Regions from separate parts of the Homo sapiens genome. Here region 2 is linked to region 1. Evidence: chromatin loops called from intact Hi-C (ENCODE). Cell type or tissue: B cell. All regions are shown on one strand. Links, peaks and the distances in the headings refer to the core of each region. The heading gives the core; the rest is flanking DNA. Region 1 has its middle 73 kb from the start of GOSR1. Region 2 has its middle 120 kb from the start of GOSR1.

Region 1 (11,916 bases), core at 2,377-10,376:
CAAAGAACAAGCTGACCCTCGTTTCAGGAGTGCACGCAGCTGGTGACTACAGTTGGAATCTGGTGCTCACTTACCATTCCAAAACTACCAGGGCCCTTAGGAATGAAGCTGAATCTACTCTGCCTGTGCTGTTTGAGTGCAACAACAAAGCCTGGATGACAGCACTTCTGTTAACAGCATGGTTTGCAGAATAGTTTAAACTCACTGTTGGGACCCACTGCTTGGAAAATGTAGATATACCTTTCAAAATATCCTGCTCATTGATAATCCACCTGGTTACGCAAGAAGTCTGATAAAGGTACACAAGGAGGCTGATACTGCCATAGATAGTGATTTCTCTGATGGATCTGAGCAAAGTAAATTGAAATCTTCTGGAAAGAAGACAACATTCTAGATGGCATTCATATCATTCAGGATTGGTAGGAAGAGGTCAAAATATCAACATTAACAGTAGTTTGGAAGAAGTTGATTCCAGCTCTCATGGATGACAAGGGATTCAAGACATCAGTGGAAGAAGCAACTGCAGATGTGAGGAAATAGCAAGAGAACTAGAATTAGAGGTGGAGCCTGAAGATGTGACTGTATTGCTGCAATCTCATGAGAAAACTGGAACTTATGAGGAGTTGCCTCTTACAGATAAGCAAAGAAAGTGGTTTCTTGAGATAGAAACTAGTTGTGGTGAAGACGCTGTGAACGCTATCCAAATGATAACCATAGATTTAGAATATTACATGAACTTAGTTGATAAAGCAGTGGCAGGGTTTGGGAGGATTGACTCCACTTTTGAAAGATGTTCTACTGTAGGAAAAATGCTATCAAATAGCTTCACATGCTACAGGGAAATCTTTCTTCAAGGGAAGAGTCAATGGATGCAGCAGACTTCATTGTTGTTTTAAGAAATTGCCACAGCACACACCCACCTTCAGCAGTCATCATTCTGACCCGTCAACAGCCATAAACATTGAGGCAAGTCCCTCTACCAACAAAAAGATGACAACTCGCTGAAAAAATTTTTAGTGTTTTTAGCAATATTGTTTTAAATTCCAGCTTTTATTTAAGATATAGGGGGGTACGGGTGTAGGATTGTTACATGGGTATGTTGGATCCGGGTAGTGAGCCTAGTACCCAGTAGATAGTTTTTCATCCTGTACCCTCCCCCTTCCAATAGTCTGCACTGTCCAATTTTCCCATGTATTTGACCACATGTGCTCAGTGTTTAGCTCCCACTCTCCCACTTGAGAACATGTGGTATTTAGTATTACGTTCTTGTCTTAATTCACTTAGGATTACGGCCTCCAGCTGCATCCATGTTGCTGCAAAGGACATGACTTCATTCTTTTCTGTGGTGGTGTAGTATTCCATAGTATACGTGCCACATTTTTCTTATCTACTCAATCATTGACAGACACCTAGGTTGGTTCCATGTCTTCCCTATAGTGAATAGTTTGGCGATGAACATATGAGTGCATGCATCTTTTTGGAATAATGATCTATATTCCTTTGGTTATATACCCAGTAATAGTACTTCTGGGTGAAATGTTAGCTCTGTTTTAAGTTCTTTGAGAAAACTCCAAACTGCTTTCCACAGTGGCTGAACTAATTTACATTCCCACCAACAGTGTGTAAGCATTGCCTTTGCTCCATGGTTTCACCAGTGCCTGTTGTTTTTTGGCTTTTTAATAGTAGCCATTCTGTCTAGTGTGAAATGGGATCTCATGTGGTTTTGATTTGCATTTGTCTAATGATTAGTGATGATGGGCATTTTTTCATATGCTTGTTGTCCACTTGTATGTCTTCTTTAGAGAAGTGTCTTTTCATGTCTTTTGCCCATTTTGTAGTGGGGTTATTTGGGGTTTTTATTGCTTGCTGATTTGTTCAAGTTTTTTATAGATTTGGATATTAGGCCTTTGTTGGGTGCCTAGCTTGTGAATATTTTCTCCCATGGTGTAGGCTGTCTGTTTACTCTGTTGATGGTTTCTTTTGCTGTGCAGAAACTCTTTATTATAAAGTGTATAAAATTTATAATCAATAAATGTACATTTGCCGATTCAATAAGTCAATCACATTTATTGATTTACAACATAATTTACTTAGGTCCCACTTGTCACTTTTTATTTTTGTTGCAATTGCTTTTGGAGACGTAGCCAAAAATTCTTTGGCAAGGCTGATGTAGAGAAGGATATTTCCTAGGTTTTCTTCTAGGATTTTTATAGTTTGAGGTCTTATATTTAAATCCATGGTAGGATAGCACCTCCCTGTCCCTTTGAAGTGAACCATGTTACCTGCTGTGAGCAGTGAAGTGGAGCAGAAGTCACAGGTGCCATTTCTGGGCAGAAGCTTTGAAGGGACCATGGTGAGCCACCCCATCATTTCTTCTGCCTAAGCAGTTTTGGGGGCACAGAAGTCGGGTGTTATGGGCTGAATTGTGTCCCCCACCCCCAAGTTGATACGTTGAAGTCCTAACCCCAAGTGCCTCAGAATGGGATTGTGTTTGGAGATGGGACCTTTAAAGGTGTAATTAAGGGGAAACGAGGTCATATGGGTGAGCCCTCATCCAATCTGTCTGGTGTCCTTATAAGGAGAGGAGATGAGGACACAGACACAGACCGAAGACCACATGGAGACACAGACAAGAGGGTGGCCACTTATAAGCCAAGGAGCCAGGCCTTAGAAGAAACCGATTCTGCTGATACCTTAGTCTTGGACTTCTGGGACCCCGAACTGTGAGAAACAATATTTCTGTTATTTAAGACCTCCATCTGTGGTATATTCTTACCGTAGCCCTAGCAAACTCGTATTGATTTTTGATACCAGGAAGTGGAATGCTGCTCTAAAAAATACGCAAAAATGTGCAAGTGGATAATGAGTAGAGGCTGGAAGAGTTTGGAGGTGCATGCTGCAAAGGCCTAGATGGTCTTTTTTATATGTTTAATTTCTGGTCAAAAATATTTTAGTTGTTTTATAGAGTTCTGGGAAAATAATTACCTAAGGAAAAGAAATAGCATTGCTTATAGGCGGGTTTGAATATTAGCCCTGTAGCTTTGCTGAGAAATTGAGAAATTCTTCTTGGTTAGAGTCCTGAATTACATTAAATGGAGGGATAGGGTTAAGGTGTTTATTTTGTGTTTTTTGCTTTCAGCTTGGTGTTTTTGGTTGTTGTTGTTGCCCCAAGTGAGTCCAAAACCCAACCGGGAAAAGAACATTAAATCTTAAAACTTGAGAACCTTCTTTGACTCCATGGCCCATGTTCCAGATATACTAGGATGTGGTTGGGCGGCCCAGGGCTTCAGGTGGCTCTTCCCCCATGGCTTTGCTGGGTGCAGCCCAGGCAGCAGCTCTCACATGTTGGAGTTTGATGCCTGAGGCTCTCCCAGGGTGGACTTGCACACTGCTGGCTCTACCATCCTGGAATCTTGGGGATAGCCTCTTCCCCACGGCTCTGCTGGGCATTGCCCTAGTGGGAACGTTCTGTGGTGTCCCTGCCCCTGTGGCAGTTTTCTGCCTGACCCCAAGGCTGTCTGGGACATACTTTGAAATGCAGGTGGAGGCAGCCATATCCCACAGCTATTGCACTCTGCACACCTGCAGAATGAGCACCACGTGGATGCTCCAAAGAGTTTTCTGCCTGTGTCCTCTGGAGGGGTGATAGCATGTCCCCCACTCCACCAGGGCCCATTGAGCAACACTTGGAGCAGCCAAGGAGCACCACAGCACAGTGTGGGAACCAGCGACTTCAGGGAGTGCTGGGCAGCAAGCCCCAAGGTCCTCAGGGGTCCTCAGGGCGCCCCAGGGCCTTTCTTGGAAACCGTACTGCCGTCAGTGCCCTGGCACCATGGGCCTGTGACGAGAGTGCGGCCTGAGTGATCCACACAATGCCTTCAGGGTCGCTCTTCCATTGTCCTGGTGAGGAGCACAGCCCTGATCCACGCAGGCCTCCTGACCCACACCCTCGTGTTCGCTCCCAAACACACTTTCTTATCTGTTCAAAACGGGCAGGCTGAGAAGGCTAAAAGTTTCCCAAATCTTTAAGTTCTGCTTCCCTTTTGATTATAAGTTCTGTCTCTAAATCATTCCTCTTTTTCTTTCATTTTCCTATAAACGTTCAAGACAATCAAGCCGCTCCTTCAATACTTTGCTGAGATATTTCTTCTGCCAAATTTCAGTTACATCACTCACAAGTTCTGCCTTCCACCAAACACTAGTGCTTTGCCACTTTATGGCAAGCGTCACTCACCTTTCCTCCAGTTTCCATTTACCTCTTCTTGATTTCCATCTGAGACTTCATCAGAATGACCTTTCCTTTCCATATTCTTTTTTTTTTGTTTGTTTTTTAGAGACTGGGAGCCACCGACATGCCAGGAGACAGGCCTGGAACAGAACCTTCCTGCACAGCCTCAGAAGAAACCCACCCTGCTGACACTTTGATCTTGGACTCATGGCCTCCAGTACTGTGAGACAGTAAGATTCTGTTGTTGAAGGTGCCCAGTCTGTGGTACTGTAAAACAGCCCTAGGAAACTAACATAGCCTATTAGCCTACAGGGTGAAGAGATGGAATTCGCAATGGACCTCCAGGCTTACTGTCTACAGCTCCCAAAGTGTGCTGTCGGACCCTTGGGTGTGTGTAGGTATGCAAGATAATTTTGGGTGGTGCAGAGTGAATAATGTCAACTTACATAATGGATTTATCTTACTGGATAAATCACGGGTTCCCTCCTGTTTGGAACCAGGCTGCACAGCAGGAGGTGAGCAGCCAGCCAGTGAGCAAAGCTTCATCTGTAGAAACAGCCGCTCCCCATCCCTTGCATTACCACATGAGCTGTGTCTCCTGTCAGATGAGTGGTGCCATTAGATTCTCATAGGAGCATGAACCCTACTGTGAACTGCGCATGCCAGGGATCTAGGTTGTGTGCTCCTTATGAAATCTAATGCCTGATGATCTGTCACTGTCTCCCATCACCCCCAGATGGGACCATCTAGTTGCAGGAAAACAAGCTCAGTGTTCCTACTTATTCTACATTATGGTGAATGGTATAATTATTTCATTATATATTACAGTGAAATAATAATAGAAATAAAGTGCACAATAAATGTAATGGGCTTGAATCATCTCCGCATCATCCTTTCCCCTTCTCCCGGGTCCGTGGAAAAGTCTTCCATGAAACTGGTCTCTGGGACCAAAAAGGTTGGGGACCACCGGTATAAATGCTTCTAAGAATAGTTAAGCAAATTAAGGTTTACATGCTGCTAAAAATATGGGTTTCAATGCTAAGAAAAATGGATGCACGTGAAAACACTCTCTTGCTGTGGTCCAGGGAATCTAAACCATTCTAACAGAGAAACGTGCAGCTTGGAGCTGGAGCTGCCCTCCGACATCCTGTCCACCTCATATCCCTGCACCACACACGCATGCACACATGCAAGCAGACATGTACACATGCATACGTGCATGCACATGAACGCACACACACGCACACATGCACATAAATACACGTGCATATACCTGCACACACACACACTCACACACACACACACACTCTCACTGTGCTTCATGCCCTAAGGTGGCCTGGGAGGGAATGCGTGTTTTTAAGGGGAATGAAGATGACTCAGGCCCCTCGTTCTCCTGGCGTTTGCACCAGTGTCTTCTCTGCAGACCATGCTTCAGTCTCTTTCTTGGCTCTCTCTCTTAGTGAAAGCAAGAAGCAGAGCCCCTGCGTGTACCTGGCTGCTTAGGGTGCAAGCCAAGTTCACAAGCTTCCCGGGGAGCCTGGTGAGAAGAAGGCACTGCAGAGCCTCCCCAAAAGAGGCGTCAACTTTTGGTGGATCCTTGAGCCTGGGAAAATGATAGACGGGACATCACAGTTCATCAGAAGACACAAACAAAATCCACTCAGGAAGAGCAGCAGTCAAAGGTTTTATTCTCTCGGAGAAGGTTCTCGGGGGCTGTAAGCAGCAGGCAGAAGACTTTATTGCATGTGTGGTTAGGTGATGGCAACCTCCAGTTTTCACTGGGAACTGGGATCAAGAGTGACCCGACCTCCTCCGCAGCCCCTAGGGATGAGTCAGCTGCCTCTTCTGCATGCTGACAAACCTTGGCTCTCATTTATGCCCCACCGCAAGCCAGCCACACCCCTGCCTCACCAGCATAACCACCTCCTCCTGACTTTAGCCCTGACAGCACTGCTTCCTGGTAACCTTCCCCCTCCCACCATGGTCCAGGCAAGCCTAAATGCCAGCGCCCTCCACCCACCCTTCCTGGGTGCCACTCTACTGTCTGCTTACCCAGATGTCTTAACCTGGCTTTACCAAGATGGAACAGACAACAGGGATGAGCCCCCAGCCTCTCCCAGGAAGGTTTGGCAAAATGCTCTCCATTTAGAAGCAGGGGCAGTGACGCGGCCTAGGGATGACCCCAGGCTTGTCACCCAAGCAGTAAGAAGGGCAAGGAGCCCAGTTTCATGCCCTTACCCTGGGAGGATGTGGCCAGGGCTCCACAAGTCCCTCGGGGGTAGGGGGAGTGCACAGGAGAGCAGATCCACCCTCCTTTTGAGGAAGTAGCCACCACTCCCAGGAAGCAGCAGATGGGGTGCACTGGCAGAGACCCTGCGTGCTGTAGAGCAGGGCCAGCAGATTTGCACTCAGCCTCAGCCCCAGGGGAGCTGCAAGACAGACTGAGACCCTCACAGGTTTGGCTCTGTGTCCCCACTCAAATCTCATCTGGAATTGTAATCCTCCTGTGTCAAGGGAGGAACCTGGTGGGAGGGGATTGGATTTGGGGACAGTTTCCTCCCGTGCTGCTCCCCTGATAGTGAGTGAATTCTCAGGAAAGCTGATGGTTTTAAAGTGTGGCACTTCCTTGTTCTCCACTTACTCCCTCCTGCCACCTTGTGAAGAAGATGCCTGCTTCCCCTTCACCTTCCGCCATGATTGTAAGTTTCCTGAACTGCGAGTCAGTTAAGCCTCTTTCCTTTATAAATTATCCAGTCTCAGGTATTTCTTTATAGCAATGTGAAAACAAACTAACACAGACCCCTTCCCTGAAGTGCCTTCTCCTTAGGCCACCAGCTGCCCCCATGCTCCTCCTCTGCCCCCTGGTCTTTCTTTTCCCCTCATGAGGCCCAAGTGATCCACAAGGCCAGCTTCACCTCCATCCTACTGCAGGCCTGTGCAGCTGCTGGAGAGGCCGGGCTCCTTTCCTCACCCCAGAGTGTATACGCTGCAGGCAGGCATGTTGACGCCTCAGGCAGTGGATACTGACTCTGGGCCCTGCTGACCCGGGCAAGGCCCCATTGTGATGCGTGCCATGACCTCAGAATGTCACTGGTGCTTAGCACCTGCTGCTCCCCGGCTTGCCTCTGTGTTCTACAGCAGCTACACACAGACAGTGGTATCTGTGAGTGGCTCTGTGGACTCAAAGGTTTTCTCCCTGAGAGGCATGACCCAGGCCAGCTGATTCTTCAGAATCAGGTGAGTGTGACCTGCTCTCTTCCCTGCAGGCTGACTTGGGGACAGTGGCTACGGGGTGGGCGATGTTGGCCTCTGGGCACCTGCTGAGGAGGGTCATCCCTGAGCACTCACCGGGTGCCCGTTCTACACTGCCCGTGTAGACAATTGTCTCTTTCGTCCTCATGGTGCCTCCATAGGGTAGGTGCTGTTCCCAAATGTACCCATTTGACAACTGAGACGTCTGGGGTCAGAGAAGTGGTAATCAACCCGGGAATCCCGACATGACCCTGGGTTTTGCTCTCAGCCCTGCCCTGTGCTGGGCTGGACTTAAGGCCTGAACCCTGTGGTCTCCCTGCCCTAGATCCCAAATCTGTCGAGGGTTTCCGATCCCGATGGGGCAGAGCCTGGCCCTGGCAGAGCCACTGGGATGGATCCACTGTGGGTGGGGTGGAGGGGAGGGTCCTAAGAACACATCTGTGTCCTAAGCTGGGTCCTGATGGTCCCTGTGGGACCAACTGAACACACATGGTCCCTTGTCCGGGAGTGGCATGGGGAGCCTTCTGCCTTTGGGCAGCTGTGGAAAATGAAGGAGCCCTGGAGAGCTGGCTGGAGGGAGGCTATCTTCCATCCTGTTCAACGGGGTCCAGGAACTGGGGTTGTCCCCAGGTATTTCTTTGTCTGGTCCTATCCAGGCCTTGCCCTCCTTTTGCTCCAAGTGTTCCCAGGAGGGACGATCCATCTAGGTGTTCCCCAGGACCAAAGACCCACTGTTCTTCCTCCGTGACCCAGGAAAATGAAGCCCCCTCCTGTATGGATAGCTCAGAATGGTGGAGTCCACAGTCCCTCCCCGAGAGATGTGGTTTCTATGAGTACAGAGGCTGCGTTGGACACAGTAGCTTATTTTCATTCCTTAAACCTGTTGTTCCTAAAGTGGCTTCACTGGTGAGACTGAAGGGCCATGGTAGCCCAAGTGATGAGCAGAGTAGAACCGAGCACTCAGGAGAGACCTTGTTCCCCGTAGGAAACTGAGCATCTCTGTGGTCCCGAGCATCCCAGAGACCTCTGGTCCCTGTCCCCAGTCTGCCTCCATATCCCTGGAATAGCCCATCATGGGCCCTTCACCCTTGGCAGGTGGACACCATTGAAACTGCCGGGGCAGGTGTATGCCCATTTCATGGCATTTGGGGACAATGGGACTCTCTGTCCAGGTCCCACTGTCCTCAAGTCCTTGGGAAGATGCACACCCCTGCTGGAGACTCCAGAGACCCATGCAGGTGTGGGCCACTGGGTCTAGCCCCTTTTCACCTGAGGGCGGTGGTGGAATGGGGGGTTACGCAGCCAGGCAGCATCTGGGAGCCGGGCAGGAGCAGTTCAGGTGTTCTCCGAAGCTCTCAGGTACAGTGTAACCTTTAGATGTTTTTGTCTCACAGGATGGACCTGATAGAGGACGCGGATACTTTGGAGGAGTGAGAGGACATCACTATGAAGTATGAGAAGGTACAGATCCATCTACTCCTTGGAGGGAGGCCTCTTCCAGTGCACCCTGGTCAAATGGTCCTGGGCTCCCTAGGAGCACAGTGCAGGGTGGCCACTACCCCCAGGCCCTTTCAGCCTTTACCTTGGACCCCTCACCAAGGCTCCCTCTGGGTTACAGGGACACTGAGCTGCACTGCCAGAGGACATGGGGCCTGTGCCTGTTGGAATCTACGGAAACATTGATCGCTTTGGGATTCTGCAGTGAGTCCTCTGTGCTCCTCTCAGCCCCTAAATCACCTGTCTCAGCTCATGGATGGGTTTGCTTTTAGAAAGGCCTTTCTGACGCAGGACATGTCTCCCCAGGTTGAGCCAACCTCCTTTCCAGGGTCAGAACTCCTCCCTGGCTCCCCTGCAGGTCCAGCCTGAGGTTGTTGTTAGGCCAGAGGTGTGGGGCCCATCTAGGGAGTGGGTGGGAATGGAGAGGGGGCTAGGTCAGGCCCCTGGGCTCTCAGCAGTTCTGTCGGCAAGTGAGCACAAAAGGAGCGGGGCAGCCTGAGGGTCTGGCCCTGTCTACCAGGAGACAACCCCAGTGAGATCCAAGGGTTGTGGCCACAGGGTGAGGAGACACCTGGCCCAGCCTCAGGGATGTTGTCCAGCAGGTCTCTGGGGGCCCAACTGCCCCTGTTCTCCCCCACTTCCCTAGAGCTACAGCCCTCACTGTCCCCATGGGGAAGGGGGAAAGGCATGAGGACCATAGGGGCTGTGGCCTTAGGGGAATGGGGGAGAAGATGGGCAGGGCCAAGTTCTGGGCATCTCACAAAGAGGCCAGGGAGGCAGCAGAGCTTGCAGCTAATGACCCTGGGTCTGGTGCTGGGAAGGGATCTGGGGCCAGGTAAGAGGAGCCTAGGGCCAGGTGTAGTCGCTCACGCCTGTAATCCCAGCACTTTGGGAGTCCGAGGCAGGCAGATCACAAGGTCAGGAGATCGAGAGCATCCTGGCTAACATGGTGAAACCCTGTCTTTACTAAAAATACAAAAAATTAGCTGGGTGTGGTGGCGCATGCCTGTAATCCCAGCTACTCAGGAGGATGAGGCAGGGGAATGACATGAACCCTGGAGGCGGAGCTTGCAGTGAGCCAAGATCACGCCACAGCACTCCAGCCTGGATGACAGAGGGAGACACCGTCACAAAAAAAAAAAAAAAAAAAAAAAAAGGAGCCCAGCCTGGAGCCCATCCCTCAGGGATCATAGGATGGAGAGACGGAGGACCTCGGGGGAGGTAGGGTGGGAGGAAGCTTATGAGCCATGCCACTTCTGAAATGCAAGGCGTGTGGCTCAGGTGCAGGGAGAGGCAGGTGGATGCTGGGAGGTCATACCCTGCGAGGGCCTTGGGAATGTCGGGTGGGATGGGCCCCTGGCGCACCCTGGGTGCACTGGGCAGGTCTCAGGGCAGGCTCCCTAGACCCTGGCGGGTCCACATCATGTGGTCACTCCCTGAGGGACTCCTGTCAGGGCCCGGTCACCCACCCTGGGCAGCCCCCATCCCATCTCAGGGCTGACCTTTCTCAGCTCCAGCAGAAAGCACCACCTCGAGTCCAGGATGGGCAGCCCCATTGTGCAGCCTGACCACCCCCGACACCAGGGGCCCCAGTAACCTTGGCCACGCTGGCTCTGCACTCCCTCTTCTCCCAGGTCCTGACCCCTCCTGGGAGTCAGCCCCACAGGAAGGCCTTTGTCCTCCTTTCCCTGTGCCTTCTCCTGGGCTGAGACCTGAGCTGGATGGGACAGAGCCAGTCCTTTCTGGAGGTCGACTCCCTGACCCGGATGGCTCCAGGCCCTGTGCAGGTCCTCAGCTCTGCCTGGGTTGCCTTACAGTGAGAAGAGGCTGCCCCCTGTCAGCTCCCGGGAGGCAGAGGTAAGAGCCTGGTCCAGGGACGGGGGGACGTGGCGGGTTGTTGATGAGCAGAGGAGGCAGTGGGCCTGGGCGGTGGCCAGTGAGGATAACACGCTGTCACTGGGAGGGGTAGCAATCCCTGCTGGACCTGACCTCAGGTTGCTGTATCTCTGGCAGTTTGATGAAATTCCAAAGTGAGAACCACAGTCCTGGCTTGGGGATGGCTGCCCACTTGTGTTAGGACCCCACCTAGAGGCTGGGCTCTGACCTACGACTGGTGTGTCTGTGGCCTGAGGATGGCACGTCCCAGGGTCCCAAGGCCAGCCCACTGGTGCTCATTCGCTCAAAGGCTCTCAGCCCTTAGGGTCTGCCCTTCCCTGGCTTTTTCTAGCTGGGTCCCACCAGGGCTCCAGAGCCCAAGACCCAGCATCCAGGGACGGCTCCGGGAAGCCTGGTAGCTCCGCTAACTCCAACATTCCTCATTTGACAGCAAATGCAGCAGGAGATGAGACGCAAGAGCAAGTGGATGGCAATGCTGGGAAAATGGGAGACATATCAGAACAGCAAAAAGGTCATGTGTGGAGGGAGAGGCCCCCAGAATCACTTTCTGCAGAAACAGGGCACAGGCACCCATGGCTATGACCTGGCAGCGTAAGCCTCTCAGAGGGCAGGTGGCACACTGTCCTCACCTAGAGGACCGCAGGCCTGGTTGCCAGCTTTGCTGCCTGTTCATGCAAGCGTCACCTTGCTGAGAGAGAATCTATATCTAGGGCTGGGGCCACCGGGAGCTCAGGGCTAGGGAAGCCTCCTGGTGACCTGAAGGAAGGAAAAGGTCCAGATCAGAGTTCAGACTTTGAGTGTCCATCCCCTCTTTCAGTCCTGGGAAGGGAGACCCTGTCCCAGCTTGACATCACCTCTCCTGACGAATCATGGGGCCAAAATCAAAGATTTCCAGAATCCTCGGGCTCTGGTTCTCGCTGGGGTTGTCGCGGGGCCTGTGACACCAGATCGTTTTCTGCCCACAGCTGATGAAGCGAGTGTATAAGGGCATTCCCATGAACGTCCGGGCCGAGGTGTGGTCAGTCCTCCTGAACATTCAGGAA
Region 2 (11,916 bases), core at 1,469-9,468, 50 kb after region 1:
TTACGGGTGTCGGGCTGGGGGACGGTCAGGTCTTTCCCTTCCCACGAGGCCATATCTCAGGCTGTCTCAGTGGGGGGAAACCTTGGACAATACCCAGGCTTTCTTGGGCAGAGGTCCCTGCGGCCTTCCGCAGTGCATTGTGTCCCTGGGTACTCAAGACTGGAGAATGGCGATGACTTTTACCAAGCACACTGCCTGCAAACACATTTTTACCAAGGCACATCCTGCACAGCCCTAAATCCATTAAACCTTGAGTCAATATAGCACATGTTTCTGCGAGCACAGGGTTGAGGATAGGGTTACAGATTAACAGCATCTCAAGGCTTTCGGGGGACCTGCCCCGATAATCATGTAGGTTCTTTTCTATTTTTCCTAAGCGTCGGCCGGCTTGAGAAATAAAGGGACAGAGTACAAAAGAGAAATTTTAAAGCTGGGCGTCCGGGGTAGACATCACACGTTGGTAGGATCCGTGATGCCCCACAAGCCACAAAAACCAGCAAGTTTTTATTAGGGCTTTTCAAAAGGGGAGGGAGTGTGCGAATAGGTGTGGGTGACAGACATCAAATACTTAACAGGGTAATAGAATATCACAAGGCAAGTGGAGGCAGGGTGAGATTACAGGACCACAGGACTGAGGCGAAATTAAAATTGCTAATGAAGTTTCGGGCACTATTGTCATTGGTAACATCTTATCAGGAGACAGGGTGTTGAGATCAATTGGTCTGACCAAAATTTATTAGGCAGGAATTTCCTCTTTCTAATAAGCCTGGGAGCGCTATGGGAGACTGGAGTATATTTCATCTCTGCAATTTCGACCATAAGAGACAGGCGCACCTGGGGGTGCTGTTTATAAGCCTATACCTCCAGGCGTGTATTCTCTTCCTCAGGGACGTTCCGTGCTGAGAAAAAGAATTCAGCGATATTTCTCCCATTTCTTTTGAAAGAGGAGAAATATGGCTCTGTTCTGCCCGGCTCACCAGTGGTCAGAGTTTAAGGTTATCTCTCTTGTTTCCTAAACATTGTTGTTATCTTGTTCTTTTTTCAAGGTGCCCAGATTTCATATTGTTTAAACACACATGCTCTACAATTTGTGCAGTTAATGCAATTATTACAGGGTCCTGAGGTGACATACATCCTCCTCGACTGACAGGATTAAGAGATTAAAGTAAAGACAGGTTGGCCGGGCGCAGTGGCTCACGCCTGTAATCCCAGCACTTTCAGAGGCCGAGGTGGGTGGATCACGAGGTCAGGAGATCGAGACCATCCTGGTGAACACGGTGAAACCCCGTCTCTACTAAAAATACAAAAAATTAGCTGGGCATGGTTGCGGGCGCCTGTAGTCCCAGCTGCTCAGGAGGCTAAGGCAAGAGAATGGCCTGAACCCGGGAGGCGGAGCTTGCAGTGAGCCGAGATTGTGCCACTGCACTCCAGCCTGGGCAACAGAGCGAGACTCCCTCTCAAAAAAAAAAATAAATAAAAAATAAAAAAATAAAGTAAAGACAGGCATAGGAAATCACAAGGGTATTGACTGGGGAAGTGATAAGTGTCCATGAAATCTTTACAATTTATGTTTAGAGATTGCAGTAAAGACAGGCATAAGAAATTACAAAAGTATTAATTTGGGGAACTAATAAATGTCCATAAAATCTTCACAATCCATGTTCTTCTGTCATAGCTTCAGCCAGTCCCCCCATTTGGGGTCCCTGACTTCCCACAACACAAGGCAGCAGAATTTTTCTTAGTACAGATCAAAATGGAGTTTCTTTTATTTATTTATTTATTTTTTATTATTATACTTTTAAGTTTTAGGGTACACGTGCACAATGTGCAGGTTAGTTACATATGTATACATCTGCCATGCTGGTGCGCTGCACCCACCAACTCATCATCTAGCATTAGGTATATCTCCCAGTGCTATCCCTCCCCCCTCCCCCCACCCCACAACAGTCCCCAGAGTGTGATGTTCCCCTTCCTGTGTCCATGTGCTCTCATTGTTCAATTCCCACTTATGAGTGAGAATATGCGGTGTGTGGTTTTTTTGTTCTTGCGATAGTTTACTGAGAATGATGATTTCCAGTTTCATCCATGTCCCTACAAAGGACATGAACTCATCATTTTTTATGGCTGCATAGTATTCCATGGTGTATATGTGCCACATTTTCTTAATGAGTCTATCATTGTTGGACATTTGGGTTGGTTCCAAGACTTTGCTATTGTGAATAATGCCGCAATAAACATACGTGTGCATGTGTCTTCATAGCAGCATGATTTATAGTCCTTTGGGTATATACCCAGTAATGAGATGGCTGGGTCAAATGGTATTTCTAGTTCTAGATCCATGAGGAATTGCCACACTGACTTCCACAATGGTTGAACTAGTTTACAGTCCCACCAACAGTGTAAAAGTGTTCCTGTTTCTCCACATCCTCTCCAGCACCTGTTGTTTCCTGACTTTTTAATGATCGCCATTCTAACTGGTGTGAGATGGTATCTCACTGTGGTTTTGATTTGCATTTCTCTGATGGCCAGTGATGGTGAACATTTTTTCATGTGTCTTTTGGCTGCATAAATGTCTTCTTTTGAGAAGTGTCTGTTCATGTCCTTCGCCCACTTTTTGATGGGGTTGTTTGTTTTTTTCTTGTAAATTTGTTTGAGTTCATTGTAGATTCTGGATATTAGCCCTTTGTCAGATGAGTAGGTTGCGAAAATTTTCTCCCATTTTGTAGGTTGCCTATTCGCTCTGATGATAGTTTCTTTTGCTGTGCAGAAGCTCTTTAGTTTAATTAGATCCCCAAAATGGAGTTTCTTATGTCTTCCTCTTTCTACATAGACACAGTAACAGTCTGATCTCTATTTCTTTCCCCCACAGAATGCAGTAGCATGATCATGGCTCACTGCAACCTTGACCTCTGTGGGCTCAGGTGATCCTCCTATCTCAGCCTTCCGAGTAGCTGGGCCTATAGGTGCATGCCACCACTCTCGGCTAATTTTTTGTAGATATGAGGTTTCGCCATGTTGCCCACGTTGGTTTCAAACTCCTGAGCTCAACTGATTCCTCTGCTTCAGCCTCCCAAAGTGCTAGGATTACAGGCATGAGTCACCATGCCCAGTCCTTGAATGGTTTTAAAGTGTTATTCTTATCTGAATATTTGTTTTAAACAATAGTATTTAAACTTACAAGAAAGCCTAAATACAAACCTCTGCATGTTAACCCTGTATACATTTTTCTATGCTGTCACTTACATTTTTGAATGTACTGCTTTAAACTTCAAAACAAGCAGTCTCCCCCAGGTCTCCCATCACCTTCTGAAATACTAACTTACATTAACTAATATAAAGCTACAAATTATGTTAGTTGGGTGGCTGGAAACAAAGAATGTGCCATAAAAATAAGGCAAATGTGAATGTGTACATCAGTTTGCTAAGTTTTTTGCCACTGTTCAGCCTCTTAAATTGTGGTAGCAGCTATTGTTCACATTGATTTGTATATATCTGTAGTACAAGGAAGCATTTCTAAAGGACCTTGCTCATTGTTCTGCACAAAATAGCCACTTAATATTTGTTGAATGAATTGCTGGCACTATCTCTGGTATTTTTATTTTTATTTATTTATGTATTTATTTTTGATACGGAGCCTCATTCTGTTGCCCAGGCTGAAGTGCAGTGGCGTGATCTTGGCTCACTGCCACCTCTCGGGATCAAGCGATTCTCGTGCCTTGGCCTCCCTAGTAGCTGGGACTACAGGCATGCGCCATCACGCCTGGCTAATTAATATATATATATATATATTTTTTTTTTTTTTTTTTAGCAGAGACGGGATTTCACCAAGTTGGCCAGGCTGGTCTTGAACTCCTGACCTCAAATGATCCGCCCGCCTTGGCCTCCCAAAGTGTTGGGATTACAGGGGTGAGCCACCCTGCCCGGCCTATCTGTGGTATTTCTAGTGTGATGTCTAGAACTTCATATACTTTTTTGGATTACTTTAATTGTAAGGCTGTATCCAAACTGATGAAATGCTCTCAGAGGTAACTATCTGGAGAGGTGACTACACTGATGCATTAAAAGAAATGACTGGCATGGAATAAGGATTAAAATATATTAATCCAAAACATTTAAAATTGCATTAATAACAGCCTAAAGCAAAACTAATGAATCACATAAAAAATCTCCCACGCTGTTGTTCTTAGTAGTTTACATTGTGCTACATACTTTCGCATGCATATGCATACAACTTCTATTCTGTTTTTAAACTTTGCATTACATATACATTCTTCCATATTATATGATCTTCATAAAACTTGTCAGTTAAATGGCTGCATTAAAAAGCATGCGGTTCATGGACCATTATGCTGTTCCCTCATTCCTTTTGTTATTAATGGAATATAGCAAAGAACATCTTCCGTACTATTATTTATTTGTCAAGAATAGGGCCAGGCATGGTGGCTCAGGGAGCCGAGCCTGAGAGCACTTTGGGAGGCCGAGGCAGGCGGATCTCTTGAGGTCAGGAGTTCGTGACCAGCCTGGCAACGTGGGGAAACCTAAATGTCTCTACTAAACATGTCTCTACTAAAAATACAAAAATTAATGGGGCGTGGTGGTGCACACCTGTGGTCCCAGCTACTCCAGAGGCTCATGTGAGAGTATCACCAGAGCCCAGGAAGTTGAGGCTGCAGTGAGGCGTGGTCACACTACTGCACTCAAGCCTGGGCGACAGAGGGTGACCCTGTCAAAAAAAAAAAAAAAAATCCTAGCAGTAAAGTTACAAGGTCAAAGGATAAGGTACACATTTAAAAAGAAATTTTCTTTCTCCTCCTGAGATAACTAAATACAGCAGTGTATGAACAACCCTTCATACATTACTCTCCAAGGTTTATCTTGTTAATCCTTTCAGATGTTATCATCTCCCTATCCTTGGCTGCACCTGAAAAGAGCAGGAGCCGGCAGGTAACCCGATCGCCTCCCCCAGGTGAGTCTCCGATGGAGGTGTCAACTACAAGACCAGGAGCAGAGCAGTCCTGGGGCTTTGCTGGAACCATTGGCGTGGGAATGCTGTCTCTTCCCTCGCCCGAGAGACGCCAGATTCCCAGCGGGCAGCGGACTCGGTTCTAACCTTCCTCGCCCCAGCCTCTAGGAGCGCTCTGCACGCAGTGGGCGTCTAATAAATGCAGTCGGCCCTGCTTGGACAAAAGCTCTCCTTAAGTGGACCGGACACTATGCCCCTCCAGGTGCCAGAGTTGTCGCCCCCGCTGCCACTTTGCTCCCTGCGCGCGTTCCGCGTGAGACCCTCGGCGGCACCTCACCCACTCCCTGACGGCCGGTGCCAGCCCGGGGCACCCTGGGTACTCTGCGCGCGCCCGCTGGCCCCGCCCGGCCCCAACGGCCCCAACTCCCGTCTCCTCCCAGTCCCCCGGAGCCGACCAGTGGTGGCGGCAGCCCCAGGTCCCGGGTCCCTCAGACAAAAAGGCGGGTGGAGGAGGAGTAGCCGAGCCCAGAGTCCTGCTCCGGCGCCGCCGAGCACCGCCCGCCTCAGCCGACCAGCCCCGTCGGCTACTGGGCCTAGCCTAGAGGAGAGGAGGGAAAGGCCGCGGAGGCCGCGAGGAGACGGCTGGGGCGCCAGCGGCCGGCTGCCGCCTAGTTGTGCTGCCCGGACCAAGGAAGGAGAAGTGGGAGGAGCGGGGAGCTCAGCGGCTCAGGACGACGACGCTCGCCACATCCGGGACCCTCCGGCCGTGGCGGTCGCAGCGCCGGCAGCTCGGGCCTCAGCCCCTGCCTCTGTGGTGACTCCGCCGCGCTTCGACGTCGCCCCTGTCCCCGTCCCGCCCGCCGCCCCCGCCAACCCCGCCGCCGGGGACATGTCCAACCCCTGAAGCCGGAGGAACGGGCCAGTCAGACTGCGCCCGACAGGTGATGGGGAGCGGCGGCCGGGCTGGGCAGCCGCCGGGTGGGCGAGCTGGCGCGGGGTACCTGTTGACTTGGGAAGGGCCAGGATCGCGATCAATGGTGAGTTGGGGGTCGGAGGAGTAGGAAGGCCTAGTTCAGGGAGAGTAATTGGAAAGCCACTCGCTCTGGTTTGGACATTCTTTAAAAAGCCGAGGATGACTCGGGGAGGCGGGGTAGTCTTTTGTGGAGGGGAGGATACACCCGTTCGCATCGCAGCGGATTTCGGGCTGAAAAGTCTTGGTCAAGGAGCCCGACGCTGCCTCCCGGGGCTCGGGGAGCAGCAGCCCCTGGGCTACGGCCCAGGTGGGCTCGTGAAGGGGATTATTGAATCCGGTTGCAGACTGCGCGCAGTAAACACTCCTTAAAGATGGAGCGCTTAACGGGAGGGTGTACGTGTGTGTTCCCGGGTTGTTACCTTGCACACCCACTTATGCCCGCTTGCAAAACCTTTACTCCCCGCCTCTGGCCACCGTTGCCGGGGCCGCACACCTTAAACTCAGGTCTCTCTGAGGAGAGGAGACTGAGGTTGACTTTTCCCATGTGCCTGTCTGATCCGACGGCTCGGGCTCATTGTACACTGTGTTTTGGAAGTGTCTGATTGTAGGGTGGCATGTTTGGGGTTGTACCTTGTAGGCCGCAGAACTTGTGTCACTTCTAACTCCAGACCTGCTTTAAAAACACACTTTTGGAGGCGGGTAGGGGGTACTTTTCTAACTATGTGCTCATACAAACTTTAGAGCAAACTTTCTCTTACTCTCCCCACCCTCCCCCTTCCTTTTTCTAAATGGAAAATAATGTCCGGAGGGGTTGCTAGATAGAAGACTACACTTACAAAGTGTTTATGATTCCAGGCGCATGAAATCTTTAACATTACAGGTACATTTTTGCTTACAGTGCCATTTTTGGTATTCTTACATGGACATGTCACCCCCATTTTAGGAAAACTTGTATTTGGTTTGAAAAGGAATTGAAATCACGACGTTATCCTACCTTCACCATTTACCCCTGATAAATTGTCCACGTTTATATTCCGATGAGTGGTGAGAAAGATAATTTTCCGTAGAGGATTTGTGTGTGCGTGCACGTGTACGAATAAACTGTAATTATGTTTGTCCACACTAGACTTTGAGATTTATTTGAGCTAATTTTGTGGTTGAATGCCTGTGTGTCACATCCCAGTACAGCTAGATGAAAACTTGCAGTGAATTTGGTATTTGAGAATTTATCTCGAATGTCTGTTGGCTGCAATTTAAATAATATACGACCTTCATGACAGTTTTGCTTTCCCTAGGGAAAAATGCAGGGAATCATTAACTGAGTGGTTCTTAATGGAAAACCTGGATTGGAGGATACTTGTATTTCCCCCTACTCCCCCCCATTCAATGTCCTTATATTGGGAGAAGTCAATGGAAACCTTTTTAGGGGATCTTTGTTGCTTTAGAGTTTATCTGTTGCTATCTGGAATCAGTGATCATCGAAAGAACATGCGATCCCAGGTGTGCAGAAAGCATCAGAAATAAGCTGTTTCCATTTACTTCCCTCAAGGCTACATAGAGAAAATGAGGGAAAAAATAGGGATTTTGATTTTCTGCAGATAAAATGAGTTGAGGTTTTTAGTATGACTCAGTAGATCTTAAAGTGTTTATCTGTGGTTTCTGTACTGCCTATGATACATTATAAAAATTTATAAGTAAAGTTTGTTAAGAGGAAAGATTATGCTTATATTTTAGGGGAAGAGGGAATATTGAACTACATTTATAGAGTGATTTTGTTTCAGGTTTTTCTGAGGATTTTTTAAATACCCTGTGTCCACTTAATAGGAAAAACAGTTTGAGGTACTCTGAGTTTCTTACAACTATTTGTCTCTGAATAGTTTTCTCTTAAAATTTGACAAATGTTAAAAACATTGTCCTTCCTCCTTTGGTTATAGTGGAGTCTTCTGTTTTGCCAGGAAAGCGAACATTTTTTTTTTCATTTTTGTTCATCATTTACAAATTAGATGGGATATATTTTAGCAAATAGATCTCAAGAGCTGGATTTAATTAGCAGCTTTTTAGGACATAAACATTAAAGGGTTAGATGGAAAAGATTGTTTTGACTGACAGGATAAATGACAGGGCTGTGTTTGATGTGCGTCCAGGAATTGGTCTGGAGCTGGTGCCCAACTTCTCAGTCCATCTTGAGAAGCCAAATAAAATACTTAACCTAGGCCTCATTTTGTTTAAAAAAAAAAAAAAAAGTTGATTCTTTGTTAAGACCTTAAGAAATGTTTGGCATACCTTTAGACTAAGTGTTTAACAGTTCATTTAGACCTGGGTTCCCTAATAGAGGAAAAAAAATCACTTAAAAAAAGACAGATCCCACAGTGAATTTATATTTGGTTTACAATACACTTGGGCTGTAAGATGTTTTAAAATTATTGTTCTTTGCTTTAAGTTAATACCATATTAGTATTTTAAATTTATAGAGTACCTTTGATTTCAATATGCTGTATAAATTTTAGTTACTTGGTAATAACCTTATTGCGGAATTGCCTTTTTACTGAAAGGTATAAACATTTCTTGCATGGTGACACACACACACACACACACACACACACACACACACTCACACACTCACACACTCATACACTGTCTTTCTGAAATATTTGAACCGTGAGAGCTCTGCCCACAATTGATATTAGACCTTTCCACATATTATTCTTAAAACCACAGTCAGTGAATTGTTTGGTATTTGTCAATGCTAAGAAGGTGGGACTAATTTAATAATTTGATCCCAAATTTTAGATTCCTCAGGCAATTGGGGGTTAGAATCCAATTTCATCCATCAAGCTACTTCTGTTCTTTGTGACACATTAACATATGATCATTAAAATGGGCTGTATGGTAACACTATCAACTTCAACTAATATTTCTAGAACAAATTGATTATAAAATGTATAATTTCTATACCATTATACCTATATGACTGTCAGATACAGGCTTTTCTTACAATGGTTTGGATAGAAAAATATTCTTTACAGTAAAAACTTTAGGATAATTTTCAGACCATTATTGTTTTTGAAAACCAAAGGCTGCAAAAAGCAGTTTAATGTAATTTCTAATATTTTAAATTCTTAGGTATGGAGAAGTAGAATAAGATTACTCCTTCAGAACATTTATTTCAGATCTTTTTATAAATTTAATGTTTTTGTATGCTGCTTCTCATATTATTAATTTCAAAGCCCTTGGCAGTAAGGAGGTTAACCTTGTCTATAATGTAAGGAAATTTAACTTTAAAAATTTCCCTTTATATATGCTAGCGTCTTAATCTTGTTTCACTACATATTTTATTAATTCAAGGCCTTGAAAATTATGGCTTTATTCTATTACACAGGTTTTTAAGTATGCCTATACACCATAATGACGTTATTTATTTATTTATTTATTTGAGATGGAGTTTCGCTCTTGGCTGGAGTGCAGTGGCGCGATCTCAGCTCACTGCAACCTGGGCCTCCCGGGTTCAAGCGATTCTCCTGCCTCAGCCTCCCGAGTTGCTGGGACTACAGGCGCATGGCGCCACGCCTGGCTAATTTTTTGTATTTTTAGTAGAGATGGGGTTTCACCGTGTTAGCCAGGATGGTCTCTATCTCCTGACCTCGTGATCCGCCAGCCTCTGCCTCCCAAAATGCTGGGATTACAGGCGTGAGCCACCACGCCCAGCCAAGAAATTTTTTAAATGCAAAGTTCTCTAGCCACTTTGTATTTACCACTACATGTCTCACTAACTTCAGGAAACCTGATAGCTTTTGACCACATTAGAGTAACTTGGCTCTCAAGTTAACTTTTTGTAGAATAGTATAATCAGGTTAAGTTGAAACCTATCTTTCTTTAGTCTTCCAATATAATTATAGGACACTTTTTGGTTAAACCATTGTTCCATGTTTACATTATTATGATTATGTAAATATCCATAGTTGGGTCACATGGGTACAAGAATTATATTTTCTTTCTTGACAGCTTTTGTTTTTTCTGAAATTAGTAGCTACTTTTCCCTTTTGTTTAGTTTTCTATTCCTCTCCTAGCTAGAAATGAGAAATTACATGTCATAATCCTCAAACTCTCCTACAGAACTGAAGATCTTTTCTCCATATATTCAGTTCTGTCAGTATTCCTTTGGCTTTGTTTCTTCTTGGAGATACCCCTCCTGGGGGTCTGTGTTCTCTTTCTTCAGCCTGGCATAATGGTTCTCTAAGACCTGCTGGGCAGTTGTCCTGGGACTTGCCTGTATTGTTATGTTGGCAATTTCCTTTGTCTCTTCTAGATTTAGTGACTTCCTATTTTTTGTTTACTCTCCTGATTTGGTGAACTCTATCTTCTGTTGTCATTTTGAGAAATAATACAAAGATGGGAAGAAAGTTTAGATCTTATCAGAAAATATATTTTGATTTCTTATCTGTTGGTATGGTTCGAGTACAGGCTTCTAGATGAAATAGGACTTTATCTCCAAATGTTGAATACATTGGTCCATTATCTTCTAGATTTAGATCCGAACTGTTGAGTAGAAATATAATGTAAGCCACAAATGGGAGCTCATCTGTAATTTTAAATTTCCTAGTATCCACATTAAGATAAGTAAAAAGAAACAGATGACGTTAAGCATAATAAACTGGGCATGGTGGCTTGCACTTGTAATCCAGCTACTCGGGAGGCTGAGGTGAGAGGATAACTTGAGGCCGGCAGTTTGTGACCACACTGGGCAACATAGCGAGACCCATAATATAATATATTATGCATAATAAGCATAATTTATTATGCTTAAAATGAAGCATAATATATTTTATTTAATTCAATATATCAAAAATATTTTCTACATGGCAGTATAAAAATATTGAGCTACTTACATATTTATGTATATATACATATTTACTATGTCTTTGAAAAATCAGTGGTTTTCTCATTTTATGTTAAGAAAAATCAGTGGTTTCTTTTGCAGCTTGCCTCAATGTGGACTGGCCACATTTGAAGTACTCAAAGGTCCCATGTGGTTGGTGGATACCATTTTGGACAGTGTAGGTTCAGAGTATTGCTGATGGCATCCTGATTTTGATCTGTCATGACTGTTGTTTTCCACTGGAAGTTTCTTTATTCTTCTGTCGCTTGTTATTTTCCTTTAAAAAAATTGTAGCCCCCCTAGTGGGTATGAAGTTGTACCTCGTCATGGTTTGGAAGTGCATTTCCCTCATGACTAATGATGTTGAACATCTTTGCATGTGCTCGTTATGTTTTATCTTACAGTTAATATTAATTGGCTACCAGAGGCTTCTCTCTTGCTTGTGTCTGAGGTCATTTTGCAAAATCCTTGCCTTTAATTGGCTAAGTGTACAAACAAAAGTCTAATAATTAAATTTTAGCCCAAAATCCTGAGTATATATATTGTACTTTTGTCTATATGGTAACATTATATTCACCTATAGAGGTTGCCATCTACCCCTCTCAGCAAAACATGCTGAAACTTGTTTATAAATCATGTATTTGTTAGTGAAGTCAAAGTTTTAATAGAAGCTAATAGAGCCCTCTATTTAACTTTCAATTATAAAAGTCTTTACTTTTTCTTTTATGTGGCCATGTATGTTATATTACATGAGGTTTCATTAAAGTGAGAGCATGTACTTCTCTGTGTATAAGAAAAGGTAATACTTCTGATTAATTTCTGGCCCAGGAATATTTGGACAGAATGTTTGTGACATGTACACTTAAATAATACAATATATTTCATAATTTTGAGTAATTCAGAGTTAGGCTGTCTTCTAGAAGGTCCATAATTAGCAATTTCTTATTATGGTTTAATGTAGAGCTTCCCAACCTTTTCATATCATGGTACACATAAAAAATATTATGGCACACTGGACTAAACAGGTGAAGTTGCTTAAGCCAGTGGTGCATTGCTCTGAGGACTGAGGTAATCGATATATGTATTTCAGCATACCTGTAAACC

What was found. Hi-C counts contacts between places; a loop is a spot of excess contacts. Peaks named below come from ENCODE experiments on the same cell type or tissue, not always from the same donor. Only the 100,000 strongest peaks of a DNase experiment are listed, where the experiment ranks them.
Region 2: it touches region 1 in a loop (8-fold over the local background); 2 of 110 quality-filtered maps call a loop at or near these places.

Annotation. Positions count from the first base shown.
Region 1 is chr17:30,544,597-30,556,512 of GRCh38, forward strand. It overlaps the pseudogene LOC100420311. Among named protein-coding and RNA genes, the nearest start is that of GOSR1, 73 kb to the left of the region's middle. RefSeq lists an enhancer at 6,422-6,952. In B cell, for the core only: no CTCF peak of the experiment used is centred there; DNase peaks (open chromatin) are centred at 5,600, 6,525 and 7,405; H3K4me3 peaks cover 1,243 bases; H3K27ac peaks cover 928 bases.
Region 2 is chr17:30,595,013-30,606,928 of GRCh38, forward strand. It overlaps the pseudogene SMURF2P1-LRRC37BP1 and the pseudogene SMURF2P1. Among named protein-coding and RNA genes, the nearest start is that of GOSR1, 120 kb to the left of the region's middle. RefSeq lists a silencer at 5,270-5,749. In B cell, for the core only: CTCF peaks have their summits at 5,187, 5,409 and 5,618; DNase peaks (open chromatin) are centred at 4,659, 5,529, 6,189 and 6,329; H3K4me3 peaks cover 1,985 bases; H3K27ac peaks cover 2,040 bases.